Regions from separate parts of the Mus musculus genome. Here region 1 is linked to region 2. A link is a loop called in an ENCODE intact Hi-C map of the cell type or tissue named here. Cell type or tissue: heart. All regions are shown on one strand.

Region 1 (8,000 bases), 100 kb after region 2:
CCCCCAGTTGGCTCAGTGTCTCCTGACTGCAGTCACATGCCTTATCTACATTGGTGTTTGAGGTTTCAGTGGCCCAGCTTTGTGACTTCAGATGGTCCCTGGAAAGGGGACCCGGCTTCCCGCTGCTTTCTACCTACAGTTCTGCGATAACAGCGGCAGAACAACCCTGGTAGACCCCCATGGTTAACCTTCTACAGAGGAAGTCCTGCTGCCAGAGTCCCAGGACCTAGGCCCTCAGATGCTAACTCCAGCACGTTTACACGGTCTTTCAGAGTCTACAAGTTGCTGACCGCAGATTCCCACTAGGCTCCCGCAGCAGCTCTGAAGGCAGATAAAAAAGACCCATTCTACAGTTAGCGTGACTGACAGTGTGCAGTGTGTGCTTAGCAGGACCAGTGCATGTCCCTTCCCTAAGCCTGGCGCCGCGTCAGGTTCATGTTTGCTCCATCCTTTAAGTATGTGCAAGGCATGTTCATGCCTCCTCCACCACACACACTAAGCATGAGCTTTACCACTGAACTACATACACCCACAGCTCTTTTATTTTGTAAAGGTAATGGAGGTTCAAAGGTAAAATGATATAGTAGTAGTGGAAGAGCGGGAACCAAAACAGTTCTGCTCCTGTCTGCTCTGCGCACCTGCATACGTGGGGGGCGGGGGGGGGGGGAGGGGGCCTTAAGGTTGACGCTGAATTTTTCCCTCCCTCTTGATGGCCCTGGAGACCACCCTTTTGATTACTCTAACTAGTTCATTGTAGTTCATTTGCTCCAAGGATTCCCTGTCTTTGCTAACAGGGCACTGAGATTGCAAACGCCCGGCTGGGTTTTTGTTTTGTTTTGATTTTTGGCTTTTGAGACAGGGTCTCTCTACATAGCCCTGGCTAACCTGAAAATCACTATGTAGATCAAGCTGACCTCAGACTCACAGAGATCCACCTGCCTCTGCTTCCCGAATGCTGGAATTAAAGGTGTGTGCCACCAAGCAGGGAGCCCCCACAGCTTTTACTTGGGAAATCGGAACTCTAGTTCTCAGGCTACTCGGCAGGCGCTTCTACTGAATTGTTTTGCTGAGCAACAACTCACTTACGACTGCATTGGATACTTTTCTCATGGCAATGACAAAATAACCCACAGAAGCAACTCAAGGCTCATGGCTTTGGGGACTGAGGTCCATGGGGGATGGTTTAAGAGGGCGGAGCCTGCGGCTGAGCTACTCAAGTCGAGCTGAACCAGAAAGCAGAAACTATACATGCTGCAAATGAGACTAGACAGCCCTGTGTCCAGAAGTTTCCACAGCCTTGGAGAACAGGGCTGTCAGGTAGAGCCCATTTTCAAATCCATGAGCCTGTGGAGGAGATTTTCTATTTAACCTGGAACAGCGATGGGGTGGTTCTAGAACATCTGGAACCCGAGAGAGTGTAGTGTGGAGGAGGGGGCAGGGGAGGGGGTGAGGAAAGAGGGGTAAGGCTGCTGTGGCTCAGGGTTCCAGGAATTCCATCATACTGCCTGTCCTGTGGGAGCATCAGTTCCCAAAAGGTCCAACTGAGGCTGGAGATCTACTTCCAAGGTGGCTCGCTGCATGGCTGGCAAGCTGGTGCTGGCTGCTGGTGAGGGGTCCTCAGCTTCTCCCCATCGGGATTGCTGGAGTGCTCCCCACCACACGGTGGCTGACTTCCCCACAGTGAAAGCAGGACAGTCTTTATGACCTTGTCTGAGAAATCAGACCATCATTTCTGAGACCAGTTTTGCAGACAGCTGCTTGCGACAGAGGCGTGACATCAGGAGGCAGGGTCATTGAAGACAATCCTGGGTGTGATGCAGTGCTCCCGTGCTCCCCAGCAATGTGCAATGGCAGTGTTGGTTGAGAAAAAGAAAAGCACTCAACACAGAGAGATAGCTGTTTCATAGCAGAAAGCAACAACGTAGCTCTTAGGCTTTCCTGATGAAAGTCCTCCCCCCCTCCCCCACTTCTTCTATTCTGTGGTTTTGGGGATCAAACTAAAGGCCTCACAACGACAGGCAGCCTCCGCCACCGAGCAACACACCCTCAACCTCCCTGATCTCTTTCTGTTTTTGCTTTGTTGTTTGATTCTTTGGGACAAGATCAAACGTAGCCCAGGTGGGCCTTGAACTTGCTGTGTAGCCAAGGGTGGCCCTGATCTCCTGATCTTCTTGCTTTTGTCTCTCTACCACTGAGATTAGGAGCATGGGTCTCCACACCCAAACTCCTTGAGTTTGTAATAAAAGTTGCACTAGAGCAGGGCGTGGTGGCGCATGCCTTTAATCCTAGCACTCGGGAGGTAGAGGCAGGCGGATTTCTGAGTTTGAGGCCAGCCTGGTCTACAAAGTGAGTGCCAGGACAGCCAGGGCTACACAGAGAAACCCTGTCTCGAAAAACCAAAAAAAAAAAAAAAGTTGCACTAGGGGATTTTCGTCATCAATAGTGTGAACATTGGAAAGGATTAGTGTAAACACAGATGATTTTGGTTTGTTTGGGGCGGGGTGTCTTAGGAAAAGAAAAATTTTAAAATAAAAATAATTTTTGAGAAAACATGTTTAATGTGATTTAAACACTGTGGAATGTGTATACATATCAAAATATCACACATTATTTCCTTAACATGCACAATTGTATGCCTTTATGTACCAGTTAATAATTTTAACTAGGGCTGCGGAGATAGTTCAGTAGGTGAAGTGAGGATGTTGCATAGACATGAAGATTTGAGTTTGATCCCCAGGACTCAAGTGGAAAAGCTGAGTGTGATGGTGGTGATTGTAACCCCAGTCCGGGAAGGTGGAGATAAGATTCCCTGGGTGTCCCTGGCCAGCTACCTACCCACCCACTCGACCAAACTCCATCTCTCTCTCTCTCTCAGAGATACCAATTTTTAAATATATTTTATGCTGCTCTGTGAATGCAGTTCCCAAGGAGGCCAGAAGGGGGCATCAGATACCCCTGGCGTTGGAGTTGCAGATGGCTGAGAGCCATCTGACTGGGGCTTGACAACTCTTCAGTGCTGGGCAAGGGACCTAACTCCAGCCCTTAGGCAGGGTGTGGTGGTGCACACCTCTAATCTCAGAGCTCGGGAGGCGGAAGCAGTCTCTGAGTTTGAGGCCAGCCTGGGTGTACATAGTGAGTTCCAAGGCTACACAGAGAGACCCTGTGTAACCTTGTTTCTCACCTTTTTGAAACCTATGGTCTATTATTGTCATTCATTGTCACCCTACTATGACACAGTTATCAGGCACGGGGTTCTGAGAAGTTGGAGAACAGCTATGCTCAATCAAGGCCTTGTCCTCAGCCCTTCCTAACAGGCTCTATTTTATTGTTGTTGTTGTTGTTATTTGTTTGTTTGTTTGTTTCAAGACTGGGTTTCTCTGTGTAGCTCTGGCTGTTCTGGAACTTGCCCTATGGCCTAGGATAGACTTGAACTCATGAAGATCAGACTGCCTCTGCCTTCCTAGTGCTGGGATTTTAAGGTGTGTTCCACTCCCACCTCCACCTCCACCCCCATCCTGCCCCAGGCCCTACTCCGAGTTTTGACCTGTAGGTTTCCCAGCTGTGGGTCACTTTTCGCGTCTTCCTTTTCCTTTACCGGAGGTCTGTTGGGGGCAGCTAGAGTTCAGCAGCTCTCTGTAGACTCCCTTCCCCTGTATTGTTTGTTCTCTGCACACATATGCCCTTTCCTAACCAAACAGCGCGGAGTCAAAGAAAGCTGAATAGGTCTCATAACCCCGTTTCCTGGTCACAAGACAGACAGTCGTCATCCCTGCCTTGTCTGCCTCCTGGTGTCTCGCAGGACCTCTCTATGTCCGTATTTGTTTCCAGCCGGGGTCCGGATGTAGGCTGAGCTTTTTACATTGCCCCTTAGACAGTCTCCAAGTCACACCTCCAGTCTTGCAAAAGGCTTATTGGCTACAGAGCCCGCTTTTCATGCTCACAGCGCCACCAAGTGGCTTACCTGGTGGAAGAACAGTCAATTATCTGGAGCGAATAGGATCCATCCAGGAGGAGCAGTCTCCTCACAGGGATGCCAGTGTTCCTGCTAGAACACGCCAATACAGACCTCCCTGACTTTTTCCGCTGTGACTTTGGTGTTTCTCCTTTCCTGTCTCTGAAGGAATGGGGTCTGTAGATAGGGAACTTAAGAAACTCTCTCATACCATAGTCTAATGACCCTAAGTTTGTATGGACCTGCAGCACATTCCCGCGGCACAGGTGCCTGGTTTCCATATCTCACCCCACCCCCACCTGCCCATCACCTGAGCTCGGTGCTACCTGCTCCTCCACCCGCGATTGTGCCTGCTGCATCTGCACTTTCCTGACACCTCTGCCTTCATCTCCTCCCGCGACTCCACCTCATTCTTCTTCATCAGCCCCTCCTTGCTGTCTGCACTCCACACCCCCTGCCCACACACCAATTCCGGAAACTATACCTCTCCAAACTCCAGGTGTCTGGACTCCTGGGTCCTCTAGGCCCAGACTGACCCACGGCCAGACGACTTTGGGCTAGATTCCATGTGCTTATCCTGACCATCTTGCCATCTGTGGAAAGAGATAGGGTGGGAGTCCATGTTGAAAGCAAAGCCTCCTCACTCAGGGCCTGCTTTGAAGCCCCGCCCCTGCTGAGCTTGTAGATTAGGGACCCAAAGCCTCTCCTGCCTTTTGACTCCAAGGCCAAGTTTCATCTTTCCATCTTAACCCAAACTATCCTGCATCTACGGAGGAGGACTCTCCTGTCCCCCAAATACTTCCATGTTCCTCATCTTCACAATGCAGAACACATACGCCTTTGACCCAGAAACATTTCATCAGCTACTCATCCTGAAACCCACATGCACTTCTGAAGGATGAGTGATAGACCCTTTCTCTCCCTCTGCGACAGATTAGAACAGATTAAAAATAGATAAAGGCAGGTTTATTAGGAGTCAGCTCTCCTGTGGGCTCACTGATCCCACAGGCGGAGGTCAGTGAAGCCACACACCTGGCCTAAAGCAAGAGGATTTCATAGAGTTTACTCGAGGAGTGATGGCGTGCCAGCGAGGCACTTTCCTGACACCTCTGCCTTCATCTCCACCAGCGAGGCACACCATGGACAAAAACAGCCCCTGGGCGGCCACTTTTAGGTGGGTGGTCAGAAAGGAGGAGAGATGGCTTCTAAGCCTGAGTTGTTTCCCTTGCAGGCTTTCCTTGGGTGAAGAAGAGCAAACAGGGTGTCTTAGTTTGTACAGGAGATAAGCAAGGGTTCCGACCAAACAGTGGGGATGAGATCTGCTCATCACCTCCACAACTCCTAACTGTAAAGGTGATGTGGATCTACTTCCATACAAAAGAGCTTGCAGGAAAAGTAAGAATCGGTTGCTAACTCCACAAGGGAAGAACTCCGGGCTTAGAAGCAATCGCTCCTCGTTCCTGACAACCCACCCAAAAGTGCCTGTCCAGGAGACTACTCAATTTTCAATGGATACATACGTCTAGAATAAAGACTCCTTCCTATGAAATACACACACACCTACACAAACATAACCACATACACACACACACACATACACACACACACACACACACACACACACACACAGAGAGAGAGAGAGAGAGAGAGAGAGAGAGAGAGAGAGAGAAGAGAGAGAAAGAGAGACCTACACAGACATAACCACAGACATACACATACACACACACACAGACACACACACACACACACACATGAAAAAGGGAGATAAGAGTTAGTTGCTCTAGATGTCAAGGATCCTATATGTTGATTATCTTTGAAGACAGTTGTTTTCTACCTCTAATCACTGAGCTTCTAGAAGCACGAGTCCTTATGTGTTCTTCAAGTCTAGCCCACATTACTCTTCCCTGCAGGACTCTGGCTCTCACAGGCTGAAGGGACTGCCCATGCTTTTTTGCTGAGAAAACACTTTAAAAAAAATTCTTTGACAATTTCATACATGCATGCAATTTATTTAGATCATTCTCACCTCTGACTCCATGTTCATATCCCACATATCCCCTCCAATCCCCCCCCCCCCCCCCCCCCGTCAATCCAGCAAGCACTGCCTGCTGGAGTGTTGCCCTGACCTGGTACAGGTGACCATAGCTACAGTAACTTTGAGAGTGTGATGTTCACACCCGGAAGACAGAATTCCACAGACTTCATTCCAGCCCTTCAGCTCCGACATTCCCTCTGCCTCCTCTCTCACAGTGTTCCCGGAGGGAGCTGGGGTGGACTGACACAGAGGCTGAGTACTCAGGTCACTTCTCTGTATGTCGATCAGTTGTGAGTCCCTGCATTGATGCCCACTGCAGAAAATGGGCCATCTGGCCCAGGGTGAGGGCAGCACTAACCTCAGAGGATAAAGGTAACTATTCAGTGGGCAGTTGGACAACATTTCGTTGTAGTAGAAGCAATTTAAGCTTATCCCCATCTAGCTTACAAATGAATGAGACTCAGACTGTGGTTGTTTTGTTTGGCTTTGGCAATTACTGGGATCACCCCTAATCTACTCTTCTAACTGCTGGCCTGGCTGCCTCCCCAGCAGTGTACCCCAGACACTTGCTGTTTCTCCTGGCCACGTGCTCACAGTCCATCTCCCCTCATGGAGGCGTCTTCTCTCTCCTCCTTCTCCTCCTGGTCTCTCTCTTCTTCACTCCCAATCAGGTAACTTAAAACCTACCTACCTCTAATCCTGCAAATAATTGGCTATAGCCAATTATTTGCAGGATTAGAGTTTTAAATCAAGGAACTAATAGTTTTAAATCAAGGAACAAGGTTTGCATAACAAAATCTTGTAAACATGACAATTCACTCATCGGCCTAGACCTTCAGGTACAGAATTTAGCATTACAATACATAGCGACAGACCAAACCACAACATGCTTTTACCATGCTCCTTGTGGTCTGGTATTTGCTTATTGACTCATGCATATGAATTCCTACTGATTGGAACTCTGAGGTAATAGATCCTGTCTAATTGAGTTTTAGATTCCTGTTAAAGGGAAATTGTTCTGACAATTGCCTAAACCTCAGAAAACAGTTTAAGACTAGCTCCGTGAGCTATGACTATTGGAGCTCAACTCCAATTGCAACAAGGCCAAAGGGGAGCATTTATAGCCAAGGACAGGATTAGGGAGCCAATGGATTGAACATTAATAAAGAACCTGAGGGGCATGGGGTTCTGGCTGAAGGCAAGCCAAAGACTTAGAAAGAACAAGGAACAGGGAACTTAATCACATATGGAGTGGGGTGGATATCAAAATACAGGGATTGTTGTTAAACTCACCCAGCAGGATTCTTTGCCAAGACAAGGTAGGCAAAGCTGAGGGGGGACAAAGAAGGGGGCTGAGGGGACTGGTTGAAGTTGGGTCACCATGGATATGGCTGTGTAGATGCACTGATGTGAGCTTTAGGCATGGGACTGCAGAACTCCAGCACATCTTCCTCACTGCCTTTCAGGAAGTAGATCTTAGTTAGAGTGTCCTTGATGGGCTTTGCCCATTCCAAAGGAGTTGTACCTCACTCACCGTATGGCCTTCCTGTCAGAGTTCTCTAGAACAATGAAACTTTATGCAGACACATCTTCCCCTCTCCTGGTTTCTCTCCTGGGACCTGGAAACTATCAAATCCATCATTCCTTCTCCAGGCATTTGATAAGCACCAATGTATGCCAGATCCTATTATGAGTGTAAATAACCGAAGAGTGTATCCATGAACAAAGTGTAAAATCCCCCATCTGTGTGAGGGTGTGCATTAGGCTCTTCTCAGGACCAGCAGTGAACTGGGCTCTAAGCTCACAGGGCAGGTCTAGGAAGTCAGGGGAAGGAATTTTGAAAGCAAGTAGGGTGGGGTGAGCTTGGAGGAGCTCTATAATTCTAAATAGGGTGATGATATAAAACATTGTTTAGCAGGTGACATGATGAATGGAGAGGAGTGGACATCTGCAGGGATATAACTCCAGGAAGAGGAGAAGCAAAAACAAACAAAACAAAAAAACAAATACCAG
Region 2 (8,000 bases):
TCACCTCGTAGGTCATATTCATGATCTACAGAATAACCCATGGAGACGGACACTTAATCATTTAAAAATTCAATTTTTGTCATTTTAAAGGAGATTTTATTCTCGGTAATGTGTGTGTCTTGTGTGGGGTTATCTGCACAATAGTGTAGGTGCCCAAGGTGGTCAGATCTCCTGAAGCTAGAGTTACAAGGGCTATGAGCCACCTGGCTTGAGTTCTGGGAACCAAACTTGGGTTCTCTAGAAGAGCAGTGTGTATTCCTAATCAATAAGCCATTTCCTTAGTCCTGAGCACCCATACTTACTGTCCTTACCTGAAGTCTGGGAAGGTTATGGAATTTAAGATCACACAGTTAAGCTGAATATGGTGACACACATCCCAGCCTCCGGAGAGGCTGGGGCCCTGGGATCTGGTGTTTTGGGCCAATGTAAACACTGCCTCAAAGGGAAAACAAACAATGAACAAGGTTTAATGCCACTGTCACACTTAAGTCTGCCATAGGGAAAAAAAAAACCACACACACACACAAAACAAAAACAATACCCCCCCCCCAAAAAAAACCCTCAACTCTCCCATCTGTGCCAGAGGTGTCCTCAGTGTGCCCAGATGACTGATGGGAGATAGTCACAGGGTGGTAGCAGAGGCCTCAAACATCAAGCTTTTGGGGCACCTGGAGCATGGATGATAAGCAGGCGACAGTTTCCTGCAAGACTGTATCCCTGCAGAGAAGTCTGACAGGCACTGGTGCAGGATGCAATGCCTGGTATTGTACCACCTGGTGCTTCTCCAAGGCTGGTGTCCCACTCCATGTGTGGAGCGTCTCTCCAGCAACCTGAGCTTACGACGGTGCACCATCAAGCATGCCTTTGAGGTCATCTACCTGCTCGCTGGAGAGAACTCTCTGCAGGGTTTCACTGTCATTAACAGTGGCCTCCCAGGAGACTGAGCATGCATTGGGTGAGTCCCACAGGAAGATGGTAGGCTGTAGTGGGACTCCACTGCACCCAGTGAATCAAGCCCTCTGGCTGTGCCTAGACGCGAGTGCCTGTGAGGCTGCCTAATATTAAGACAACAGGCAAAGAAGCTGGTAAGTGCTACCACGGGCTATCCTAATTCTTGGATGAACTGAGGTGTGTGGTGTGTTTTGTTCAGAGGGAAAGGTACCCTGGGACTTGGAAGCCCAGGAACCAGAGGGGAGAGGTATCCCAATGGAAGGATATCTTGAGACACAGGTGCCCAGAAACCACACAGCCATGAGAGGAAGCTTCCTCAGGAGAGGCACGGTAGCTCTCAGCTGAGCAGCTCAGCTTTGCTCCACCTCTTCACTTTTCCCCTTCTCTTGATTGCTTCTTGGCTTCTTTCAATGATGCACACCAGGCTGCAAATACCATGATTTATTGGAGGGTCCAGGAGAGGAGAGAGAAATCCAGGGATGACTGTCCTCTGCTCCTAGGAGTGGACAGCAGGGAATTGGACAATTGGCAGGGTTTATATCTCAGCAGGATAGGATATCTCGGGGTAGTGGGGCAGAGAAATCCAGATTGAAGATTGGTGGGATTTCAAGTCCTGAGCTTGGGGAACTCAGAGATTGGTAGATTTTTCTGGAAAGCCCAGTAATCAGTGGCTTTTTTTTTTTTTTTTCACCATCACCCCCCAATTCCCTGCCTCAGGCCCATGGGTTAGGATGGGAAGTCCTTCCTGGCAAACAGGTGGCTTTGGCTGAGGACCCATCCCCTGCAGCTGTGCTTTGCTAAAGCTGTAGGACAGCTGCGATGGGTCATTTTGACAAGAGCTACCATTTTTGACAGCTGGGAGTATCATAGGCTGGGGTGAGAAGGAGGGGCTGGCTACCACTCTGATGGGAACTGATGGGACCAAGTCTGACTTTCCAGCTGTTTCTAATAAACTGATATTTTGAATGGAAATTAGAATCAAAGACTGAGTGGTTAGGTAATCCTTCACTCCTCACAGATCTTCAAGATGGAAGTCTAAGAGTAAGACATATTCAGTTGTCTCTGCCCTGGAATACACCTTCTAGAACACTGTGACTTCACTGTGTGTGGTGGTGGTGGTGGTGGTGGGGCTTTTTTGATATTTTCTTCTTGTAGTTAAGGACACCAATTCCATTGGAATTAATTTTAAGGCCTGCCCTTGTGGCCTTGTTTATATATAATCCCTATGAAATTCCCATCTCTAAAATTCCCCATTTTAGACTAAAGCTCCAACACAGAAGTTTTCTATAGAAGGACTCAAGCATTGAGGACCAAACTGGCACATTTTAATAATTTTAATATGTTTTTACTAGCATATTCACCATATATAACAATGGGCTGTATTATGACATTTTATAACGTATATAATATATTCTGATCATATTCAACCCCTATTATTCTCTCGTCTTCCCGCCCCCACTCTTCTTGAACTTGTCTTTAAAACTAGTCATTTTTCTTCTTGATCTGTCAGTAGGTTTAATTAGGGTTACTAACAGAAGTATGGGCAACTTACTAGCAGACATACCACTTAAAATCTTTGTCTATCTTTAGGTGATACAAAGGCACCACCGAACTTGATGACCTGAGTTCTATCTCCAGGAGTCAAATGGAAGAAGAGAAATGACTTCCACACATGGTATGTGTGTGATAACACTTATGCTCACATCAAAATATAATAAAAAGGTGTAAGTAGAAATGAAGGCTAATTGGAACAGTAAGAATTATGACTGTAAAGGGGAATGTAATAAAAATACATTATATAAGTGTATGAAGACTTCATAATAAAACTTATGTATCATTTATGCTAGTAACTTTTTAAGTCATTCCACCAGCAACCATCAACTACCAATAGAACTGGGAGGGAGCCCTTCCTCGCTCCTTGCAATCCTTAACTGGGGAGAGCAGGAGGTATTTGTTCCCATCACATCCCTGGGAGGCCCAATCTCGGGCAGATTTTGCAAGCACTACATAAGTCCTGGTTCACGTCAACTAGAACATCGAGAGGTATTAAGAGCTCAGTTCCCTTTGTTTTTGCAGCTTTGAAAATGGGATCCAAGAATCATCGCCATGTCGTCTCACAAAAGACGGGTGGAGAAGTCTGAGAAATACTGTGCGCTGTCCCGCTTGGAGTTTCCCGGGGCTCAGCAAAGCCCCGGTAAACTCGAGCCCCTGTAAACTCCTCGGAGGAAAGCAAGACTGTTTTATCTGTTCTCAAGCCGCGAGGCGCGTTTCCAGTCCCTGCTACCCTTTCACTCTGACTCGGCTTTGCCAGCCAACCCCTTAGGTATATCAAGAGGTGAACTCAGACTGGAGGCCGAGGTCCCTAGGATCGTGCAAAGCTCTCAAGCCTTTCGCGGAACTCCAGAACGTCCACGCATGCGCCTCGCTCGCTGCCAGCCTACGACACGCAGGAACAAAGGCTCTCTGCTGGGTACCAATCGTGTTCGCTGGCTGCTTTCCAGCTCTCCAATCAAATTCTAGGGTGTGGTCATCGCGCCAGGCTCCTCCGGCTTCCGATTGGTTAACGTTTTCCTGGTGCGAGCAGCTCTGGCCAATCAACGTCCGTCAGTCCACTCCGCGCGTCCTAGCCTGGAGGCGCGAGCGGCGCGGCCGGTTGAGGAGGGCGGGAGGTGGGCGGGACGTCCGGCGCTGGCCCCGCCTCCTCGCCCTGCCCACTCCCCGGCGTCTAAACACAGGTGGGAGCGGGAGATCCCGACAGGTGAGCCCCGCGCCCAGCAGTCGCAAGGATGGAGTTCGTCAAGTGTCTAGGCCACCCGGAGGAGTTCTATAACCTGCTGCGATTCCGCATGGGAGGCCGGCGGAATTTTATACCCAAGATGGACCAGGTAAGTCGAGCATCCCTGCTCCCTCGCAGGCCTGTGGCGGCTTCCCGCACAAGAGGTCTCTAGAGGATGGATGGTCTCTGACACCCTGGTCTTCACGGAAGGCGGGATCCCTGCCTGGGTCGCGCACCCCCACTAGGGCCATGTCCCCCCCCCCCCCCCCCCGCCTTTCAAGGTTTCTGTCTGTTCAAGCCATTGCTTTTCTTGGTAGTTTGGCTGCGTATTTTGTTCTTCTAAGCTTGGAGTTATTTTTACCTAAATGGGTGCGTTCCAGAATTGAGATTAAAGAGAACACGGTTGAGAACAATTTTGAGAACATAAGGAACCCTGGAGGAGTTATCGTGCCTATTTTCACTGGAATGAAACTTACTTCGCCCCACCCACTCCTTCCAGTTTTCAGACATCACCTCCCGCATAAGCTTACTCACCTTTCTGCAGCCACTATTTTATTCCTGGGTGCTTCCTACGGTTTTTGTTGTGTCCAAGTTCCTACTAGTTATTGGCTGCCAGAGGCCAGAACATGTTTGTTTTTTTGGTTTTTTTCGTATTTCATTGGTCTGTTCCCTTTCTTAAACGCGTGCTTTTATGATAATACTTACTCTGACAAAAGTATGTAACTGTTGCATGATGACACATCCAGTTAACATCAAAAACTTAAACGTTTCCCCTTCACTGGAAACATCAGGCACTGTATTTTATTTAAAGGTATTCTTAATTGGTGCCCTTGCTTTTCTCATTCAGAATCCTCCCTTTTTTAAGATTTAGCTCTAACAAGTGCTCTCAGCCATTCAGCAGACCCTGGACACCTGTCAGTGATGGGCACTCTGTGGGGTAAAACATGGATAGCAGTGTAATTAAGGGCATAGACAGGGTCCACAAGGAAATGAACGCCAAGAGTAGGTTTCAGGGGAGAAGAAGGTACAGTTGCCAGATTCTTGCACGGATAAGTAATCAGAGCAAGAGCAAGAATCTGCTTTATAATCCAACTTGAGCTCCTGACAGCTCCAGTGACAGGTAGTTCATTCTGACCTGCAAGGTCTCCTTACCTGCCTTCTCTAGCACCCTTTAACTTAGACCCGTGATCCCAGAGCCACTTTCAGATGCAAGATTCTTTATTTCAGTCTCGCAACAACTTCAGGGTTCTCTTAACTCGGTTCTGAATTTTATTTTTTCAAGACAGGGTCTCACTGTGTAAGCCCTGGCTGTCTTGGAACTCACTTTGTAGATCAGGCCAGCCTTGTGACTCAGAGATCCACTTGCCTCTGATCCCCATCTCAGCCTCCTGGCAAATCTGAATTAGAAGCGGCTTGAAAATAATCTTTTCTTCATGTACAGGCCTTTACTGCCTTGAGCAAAGTAGCTTGTCAGAAATGTGTGGGGGTTGGGGATTTAGCTCAGTGGTAGAGCGCTTGCTAGGCAAGTGCAAGGCCCTGGGTTTGGTCCTCAGCTCTGCGGGGGTGGGGGGGGGAGACAAAATAACAAAAAGACAAAAAACAAACAAACAAACAAACACCCAAGGTAACTGGTACACAGAGCGGGGCATGGTGGCACACGCCTTTAATCCCAGCACTTGGGAGGCAGAGGCAGGTGGATTTCTGAGTTCAAGGCCAGCCTGGTCTACAGAGTTTGAGTTCCAGGACAGCCAAGGCTACACAGAGAAACCCTGTCTCAGAAAAATAAAAACAAAACAGAAATGTGTGAAGATGAATTAGTGAACAGACTGCTTTGGGGAAGCTTGTATGTAGCCTTCTAAGGCAGGTAGGTGCCTTTGCCTGAGTATAGCAGAATAGTGACTTTTCCTAAGGGGATTTACAAGAGTAGGAGGGAAAATCACTGCTAGTTAGGATGCAAGTTTAACCTTTGTAGGGTTGCCTGAAGGAAATAGAGCTTTCAAATGCCTCTGTGGCTTTTGTGCATAAATACTTGCTTGGCTCAGTATTAGTAAGATTTCTTTTGAGTGCTGACATGATGCCGTAGGTGGACACTTCCACACCACACTTGACCTTGTACATGTATTTGACATGTCGTTTTCAATATGTTAAAAAGCATTGTAGAAAATTCCCTGTCAGCTGTGTGTATAAGGCATATGTGAAACACAAACAATTGCATGTTTGGACATGGGTCCCACTGCCAAGATATCTCATTGCTCATTTACAAATCTTAAGAAATCTAAATACTTCTATCCTGGAGAAGATGTACATTTGAGCTTTTACGGGGTGAACCCAAGATAAAGAATTTCTGCTTACAGTCTAGGTTGTAAGTCTTGGTCAGGAGACCAAGTGACACCTGACACCTGGTGATGGCAGTTCACCACCTCTGGGGAGGTATTCGCTGTCTTCTCTCGGTCCATGATGCTCAGGTTTTAGGATGCTTTGGACTGAATGTCCACCCTTTCCTTCCTCTTTTAGAGCCAAGGGGAGATTTAGTCTTTGTTTTGGAGTACAGACCCTGAAGTATTAAGACAGCTCTCAGTCTTTCAGAATGCTGATGAAAGAGCCTGGCGTAGCGCCACACACGCTTTTAATCCCAGCATAAGGAGAGGAGAGGAAGGTGGCTCTCTGAAAGTTTGTGGTCAGCCTGGTCTACATATTGAGTTAAGGGCTAGCCATAGATATGTAATGAGACCCTGTTTTCAAACAACAGACCAAAAAAAAAAAAAAAAAAAGTATTGCTCTGACGCTGTGCCTTTTCTTTTGATTTTATTTTGTATTTTTTTGAGACAGGGTTTCTCTGTGTAGCCCTGGCTGTCCTGGAACTCACTCTGTAGACCAGACTGGCCTCGAACTCAGAAATCTGCCTGCCTCTGCCTCCCAAGTGCTGGGATTAAAGGCGCCTGCCTTTGCCTTCCAAGTGCTGGGATTAAAGATGTGTGCCACCACCGCCCGGCTGTACCTTTCCTTTGGTTATTTTCCTGTGGTACTCTTCCAAGCCGTGTGCCTGCTCCTCCTTTTTCTTTAAAGGTTGGTTTCTGTAATTGCACAATACTTGGCAATTTTAGCCTGGTTACTTCAGAAATTTACATTTCTTATTGATGTCTTTATTTCTAATTCCCATACTTTAAGATGGGCATTAACTTAAAACGCTCTTTGGGCGTTTTGGTTTCTGGAACTCGATTTGTGATTCAGACTGGCTTTGAATGCTGAGCCTCCTGGCTGCTGGGATTGCAGGTGTGAGCCTCCAAGCCCAATTAAAATGCATTTTCATTACAAAATACTTTATGCAGACAAGTATCGAAAGTTACATATAACAGGCCACTGCATCAGTAATCTGTCATATTTACTTCATTCTCTTCATATATATTTAAGAAGTTAAATATTCATAAACACCTAAAACAGTAGACTCCCTGCATCTGACATTGGCCTGCCTGCCCCATTCTCTTGTTCACCTGGCTTTTTCAGGCTGTCTCCTCACACTGTGGGCTTAGAACTGTGGACACCTGTCTGGGATCTTTTTCTCCGTCTTTATGTCTTGCTGAAAGCCTCTAGAAACTGGGATTGTGTGCCTTCCCTTAGCTAATGTTTATTAGTTCTTGGTGTGTGCCAAGCACTATTTTACATACCTCCCATCTGTTATGTAAACACCCAGTAACCCTTTGAGGATCTGTTTTCCTGTTTTGTAGCTAGGGCTTAGAGGTTAGTGAGTTACTTAACATCCCATAGCTATGGTGTGGCGCCCTGGAATTTGACTCTCACAATCTGACTACAGAGCTTGTTCAGTCTATCTTTTTTAAAAAGATTCAATTTTTTAAAATTTTTTTAAAAAATTTTCTAAGTGTGTTATGTGTTACAGTTGTCTGTGAGTTTGTGGCAGTGAGTGCAGTACCTTGTTGAGGCCAGAAGAGGCCATCAGATGCCCCTGGAGCTGGAGTTATAGGTGATTGTGAACTGCAGACGCTGGGAACTGAACTCCAGTCCTCAGTAAGAGCAGTACTTGCTCTTAAGCACTGAGCCATCTCCCCGGCCCCTCCTGAGCTCTCTATCCCAGTATGCTGTCCATCCTTAAGGTAGTGAGCCACAGAAGTACATTAAGCAGGCTGTCCAAGCGAGCTAAGAGGGGGACACATCTAGGCCTGGTGCACACAAATGCCTGTCCTAACTAGGACTACCAAACATCCTGACTGGCACGGTGGCACAGCAGGTAAAGACACTGCCAACAAGCTTGACAACC

Evidence for each region. Peaks named below come from ENCODE experiments on the same cell type or tissue, not always from the same donor. Only the 100,000 strongest peaks of a DNase experiment are listed, where the experiment ranks them.
Region 1: it touches region 2 in a loop (2.9-fold over the local background); 2 of 42 quality-filtered maps call a loop at or near these places.

The regions. Positions count from the first base shown.
Region 1 is chr14:63,072,305-63,080,304 of GRCm38, reverse strand. It overlaps Gm35908 (a long non-coding RNA gene), which reads right to left. Exons shown (of 4, transcript XR_874690.2): 3 at 4,437-4,545; 4 at 2,930-3,961. Among named protein-coding and RNA genes, the nearest start is that of Gm35908, 5.5 kb to the right of the region's middle. In heart, CTCF peaks have their summits at 2,934 (motif pointing right) and 3,955 (motif pointing left); DNase peaks (open chromatin) are centred at 24, 1,214, 1,994 and 3,784; H3K4me3 peaks cover 1,007 bases; H3K27ac peaks cover 4,145 bases.
Region 2 is chr14:63,173,519-63,181,518 of GRCm38, reverse strand. Fdft1 (farnesyl diphosphate farnesyl transferase 1) reads left to right here and starts at 3,632. Exons shown (of 8, transcript NM_001360211.1): 1 at 3,632-3,836. The coding sequence starts at 3,738. In heart, no CTCF peak of the experiment used is centred here; a DNase peak (open chromatin) is centred at 3,468; H3K4me3 peaks cover 3,503 bases; H3K27ac peaks cover 4,519 bases.